Regions from separate parts of the Homo sapiens genome. Here region 2 is linked to region 1. A link is an interaction called in ENCODE POLR2A ChIA-PET data of the cell type or tissue named here. Cell type or tissue: A673. All regions are shown on one strand. Links, peaks and the distances in the headings refer to the core of each region. The heading gives the core; the rest is flanking DNA.

The links. ChIA-PET counts read pairs that join two places held together with the same protein. Peaks named below come from ENCODE experiments on the same cell type or tissue, not always from the same donor. Only the 100,000 strongest peaks of a DNase experiment are listed, where the experiment ranks them.
Region 2: POLR2A ChIA-PET joins it to region 1 with 7 read pairs; 1 of 35 experiments calls an interaction of 5 or more read pairs at or near these places.

Annotation. Positions count from the first base shown.
Region 1 is chr4:115,518,426-115,521,354 of GRCh38, forward strand. No RefSeq gene overlaps it. Among named protein-coding and RNA genes, the nearest start is that of NDST4, 410 kb to the left of the region's middle. In A673, for the core only: no CTCF peak of the experiment used is centred there; a DNase peak (open chromatin) is centred at 1,316.
Region 2 is chr4:115,153,686-115,156,614 of GRCh38, forward strand. No RefSeq gene overlaps it. Among named protein-coding and RNA genes, the nearest start is that of NDST4, 42 kb to the left of the region's middle. In A673, for the core only: a CTCF peak has its summit at 1,334 (motif pointing right); a DNase peak (open chromatin) is centred at 1,366.

The DNA of each region.
Region 1 (2,929 bases), core at 228-2,727:
TGGAACTTTCTGTGGGAAATGTGGTAAAAACTGTTAGTTATCTATTGAAAATTCAGTCTTTCTTTTTGTATCAGTTTATGAGCAGACACAGGAATATATTCAGCTATTTACATTTGCTTCCCTTGGAAAATGTAAGTGGTCAAACATATCTTACAAAGTCATTGGCTAGGTCTTTGATAAAGAATGTTTACTTAGCTGGAAGACTCTTTCACTTTCCTCTTCTTGTCTTCCTGGGTATGCTTAGGAATTAATGGTTGGTACTTTACCATTATGGTTGGTGTCTTGCCATTTATGAGTGCCAACAGTTGTCTCTTATTCTTGCTCTTACCAAATAGGTCTTACAATGTAAGGGTTTCATGTGGTTAACGTACACAAAAAGATGTGACTGTTCCAGTCATGGGGAGTAAAAGCTTTGGGAGTTAAAGCCTTGATATTTACTGATTTGAATGTGAAATTAAAATATGTATTAATGAGTAGAAAGTTTAACATGCAGGCATATAATCACATTAAGGCAAATATAATTTTTAAAGTTTTAAAGGACTATTTATTTTGATGTTTTCTCACTTAAAAAAACATATTAGTATTCATTGTCTACTGTGAGTTTTTTCTGTAAAAGTTCAATATATTTTTCTCTATCATGTTAATTTTTTAAAATTTTATTATACTTTAAGTTCTGGGATGCATGTGCAGAATGTGCTGGTTTGTTACATAGGTATACATGTGCCATGGTGGTTTGATGCACCCATCAAACCGTCATCTAAGTTTTAAGCCCCACATGCATTAGGTATTTGTCCTACTGCCCTAATGCTATCCCTCCTCTTGTCCCCCACCCCCTGACAGGTCCCAGTGTGTGATGTTTCCCTCCCTGTGTCCATGTGTTCTCATTGATCAACTCCCACTTATGAGTGAGAACATACAGTGTTTGTTTTTCTGTTCCTCTGTTAGTTTGCTGAGAATGATGTTTCCAGCTTCATCCAAATCTGTGCAAAGGGCATGATTTTATTAATTTTTATGGCTGCATAGTATTCCATAGTGTATATGTGCCACATTTTCTTTATCCAGTCTACCATTGATGGACATTCGGTTGCTTCCAAGTCTTTGCTATCATAAATAGTGCTGCAAAAATCATATGTGTGCATGTGTCTTTATAGTAGAATGATTTATAATCCTTTGGGTATATGCCCAGGAATGAGATTGCCGTGACAAATGGTATTTCTGGTTCTAAATCCGTGAGGAGTCACCACATTGTCTTCCACAATGCTTGAACTAATTTACATTTCCACTAACAGTGTAAAAGCATTCCTATTTCTCCACATCCTCTCCAGCATCTGTTGTTTCCTGGCCATCCTAGCTGGTGTGAGATGGTATCTCATTGTGGTTTTGATTTGCATTTCTCTAATCACCACTGATGATAAGCTTTTTTTCACATATTTGTTAGCCACACAAATGTCTTCTTTTGAGAAGTGTCTGTTCATATCCTTTGCTCACTTTTTGATGGGGTTGTTTGCTTTTGTCTTGTAAATTTGTTTAAGTTCCTTGTAAATTCTGGACATTAGCCCTTTGTCAGATGGATAGATCGCAAATATTTTCTCCCACTATTGTAGATTGCCTGTTCACTCTGATGATAGTTTTTTTTCCTGTGCACAAGCTCTTTAGTTTAATTAGATCCCATTTGTCAATTTTGGCTTTTATTGCAATTGTTTTTGATGTTTTAGTCATGAAGTCTTTTCCTATGCCTATGTCCTGAATGGTACTGCCTAGGTTTAGTTCTAGGGTTTTATAATTGTAGGTCTTACATTTAAACCAATTAATCCATCTTGAATTAATTTCTGTATAAAGGGTAAGGAAGGGGTCCAGTTTCAGTTTTCTGCATATGACTAGCCAGTTTTCCCAGTACGATTTATTAAATAGGGAATACTTTCCCCATTGCTTGTTTTTGTAAGGTTTGCCAAAGATAAGATGGTTGTAGATGTGTGGTGTTATTTCTGAGGCCTCTGTTCTGTTCCCTTGGTCTATACATATATGTTTTGGTACCAGTACCCTGCTGTTTTGGTTACTGTAGCCTTGTAGTATAGTTTGAATCCAGGTAGCATGATGCCTCCAGCTTTGTTCTTTTTGCTTAGGATTGCCTTGTCTATACGGGCTCTTTTTTGATGCCATATGAAATTTAATGTAGTTTTTTCTATGTCTGTGAAGAAAATCAATGGTAGCTTGATGGGAATAGCATTGAATCTATAAATTGCTTATAGCAATTTTCACAATATTGATTCTTCCTGTTCATAAGCATGGAATATTTTTCATTTGTTTGTGTCCTCTCTTATTTCCTTGAGCAGTGGTTTGTAGTTCTCCTTGAAGAGGTTCTTCACATCCCTTGTAAGTTGTATTCCTAGGTATTTTATTCTCTTTGTAGCAATTGTGAATGGGAGTTCACTCATGATTTGGCTATTTGTCTATTATTGGTGTATAGGAATGTTTGTGATTTTTGCACACTGATTTCAAATCCTTAGACTGCTGAAGTTGCTTGTCAGTTTAAGAAGATTTGGGGTTGAGACGATGGGGCTTTCTAAATATATAATCATGTCATCTGCAAACAGAGACAATTTGGCTTCCTCCCTTTCTATTTGAATACCCTTTATTTCTTTCTCTTGCCTGATTTCCCTGGCTAGAACTTCCAATACTATGTTGAATAGTAGTGGTGAGAGAGGGCACCCCTGTCTTGTGCCGGTTTTCAAAGGGAATGCTTCCAGCTTTTGCTCATTCAGTATGATATTGGCTGTGGGTTTGTCATAAATAGCTCTTATTATTTTGAGATATGTTCCATCAATACCTAGTTTATTGAGAGTTTTTAGCATGAAGGGCATTGAATTTCTTCAAAGGCCTTTTCTGCATCTAATGAGATAATCATGTGGTTTTTGTCATTGGTTCTGTT
Region 2 (2,929 bases), core at 214-2,713, 360 kb before region 1:
CAGACAAGTACTTTGGGAAACTATTAATAATGACCATGGAAGCAGGCAGGACTCATTTAAGAGGCAAAATCAACATAATTTGGTAAATTAGAGAAAAATAAGTAAATTAGTAAGCATAGAGGATGAGAGTGTGGTGGTGAGATTTATGTTACTGTAGACAATATTGAGAAAATAGTTGTTTTGTATATACAAATGATGAGTTTATAGTCACCATATACTTCAAAGTACTTATTTTATATGTTTCCTAAGTACACATTTTGCTATTGCTATTGATTCATTGTTCTATTTGATTTTTTTGCTATGATTTCTAATGACAGTTGGAAATAAAGTGCTGTGCATACTTGAAAATGTGTGGGATTACAAAACAGTCAAGGACCCCGGGTCCGGTTACAGCTCCCAAATTAATCCTCTGAAACTTTAGCCAAGGCACTCTCCCTCTCTTTGTCCAGATTTGCCATTTATTGAAATTAGGTATAACATTTGGTGGTCACTTAACACATACAAATGAGTAATGGCACTTTTGAGCCTGACAAGATTGTAAGCAGATTTTTACTCTATGGGTTTATATTTGTGCTATATTTCCATTAAAGCTCCCTTTCCTCAGTATCCTTCCAAGTTTTGCTCATGTGAGCTTCTCAGTGAGGACTTCCCTGAGCAACTCTGCTGAAAATTTGTTCCTACTCCTCTCCACCCTCATCCTTCCTCATGCTTGCCTTTTCTCCACACTTCTTACACATGATGTAACTTACATACATACTTTATATGTTTGTACAACACAGAATATTACATGAATGATATACCTGGAATTATGCAAAAGAAATGCAGTGTCATGATTTGAAGGTTAGCCACAATGACAAATTGAACTCAGATTAAAAATACTTTTATAGAGTGTATTGTTAAACCAGCAATATAAAAGATAGCCATATGCAGGGGAATAAGTCATTGACTTCTTACCTCCTTCCAGTGACATAAATGGAATTCAGTTCATCTTGGTGGCATATAAAGAATAAGAAATCTAAAAGTCAGAATAGCCGTGAACTGGGGCTTGTCTATATACAGAAGTGATCCTGAAGGACTTCTCATAAAAAAGACATGAACTAACTTAGAAAAAAAAAAAGGATGTAAGATATTTTGAAAAGAGATAGTATTGGACCTGCATATAACCTGACACCTATTAAAATATTCATGGAATATTAAAAAGACAAAAACTTTCACAAACTCATAAATGTAAGAGTTTTCAACCTTAGCACTACTGACATTTGGGCTGGAAAATTATTTGTGGTGAGATGCCATCTGTTCATTCTAGGATGTTTGGCAGCATCCCTAGTCTTTACCCAGTAGATGTCAGTAACACTCTCCCTCCACCATTCTCTGCACAGAAGTCACATTAACCAATAGTGTCTTCAGGCATTCCCAAATATCTCCTGGGAAGCAAAAAATCACCTCTGGTTGAGAACCCTTGCCCCATAGCCATAAAAGCAAACAGAGAGTTCCTTATAACAAGCAGATGCAAGCAAAGTAAAAATCTACAAAGCATGAAAAAGGGAAGTAAATCTGCAACACTTGGATGGAAATACCGGTCTGAAATGGTAATAAGCATTACAGCTTTAAATTTTTCTAGTAAATATAAATTAAATATAACATTTACCTTTAGGAGAGAAAGAAGATACCAAGAAAGTAATAGCAACTAATATTATAATAACATTAATATCAAATACATAATTAAAAGAAATACTACTCAGTGGGATGAGTAAGCTAATCTTACAATAAAAAAAGTTAACTTCACAAGCCCTTGTACATGTAGGAATGTGGCATAAATCAAAACATTTTAAAAATATGAGAAGACATTGGCAAATATAGATGAAAAAGGGAAATTTAACACATGGTACTCTGTATCTGATAGAAAAATATTACAACTTGCGGCTGAGGCAGGGGAATCGCTTTAACCCAGGAGGCAGAGGTTGCAGTGAGCCCAGACTGTACCACTGCACTCCAGTGTGGGTGACAGAGTAAGACTCTGTCTCAAAATAAAAAGAAAAATATTAAAACTTGTTATTAACAGAAACCATAGAAGAATGAAAGTTGAATTGATATTTTAAAACTTTTTCTACAAATAAAGATTGCAAGATTTTTCAATGCTCCAAATATTAATATAATTTACCAAAATTGACTTAAAGTTGGAGAAAAAAGAAATCTAAAATAAATGCGTGTTTGTGCTCACACAATTATATGTGTACATTACAACCATAAAGATCACAATCTTTAAAAACACCAAGTAAACTTAAAACGTAATAGCAAAGACAGAAATAATGTATCAAAACAGAGAAGACACAAACAAGACTCCAACTATTTTGAAATTTCAGCAAGACAAAACATAATACCAAATGAAAAGTCTGCAAAACAAATAATAGTGAAAGTGACTATTGTTTAACATACCTTCACTGCCTATATATCACATGCTAAGTATTACATATAAATTTATTTGATCTGCAAAATCACCAAGTGAAGTCAGGTCTCTCAATGCTGCCATATTACAGAAGGCTGACATTTACCAAAATGGGGAAATAAAAAAATAGCACATTTGGTCTGTGTGTGGTTGGGGGAATGGATGAGTTCAGGGAGAAAGAATCAGAGATTTCTCTGAGATGTGCTACATTTAAAGTACCGGTGCATTTGCACCGGTTTCTCCTTTATCCTGGAGAACTTTTCTCCCAGATTTGCATATTACTCACATCCATATTTTAGTCACCTCCTCATAGGGGCTGTACTGAACACCTTATTAAAAACAGCACCTCTTGCCACCCTCTTACATGACTTCATTTTTCTGTATGTGTATAGTGTTCTAAGCAATTGAGGCAGGGCGTATATCTGATCCATCTTTTATGCCCAGCACCTATTATAGTGTATAAATATTACTGAGTAAATATTA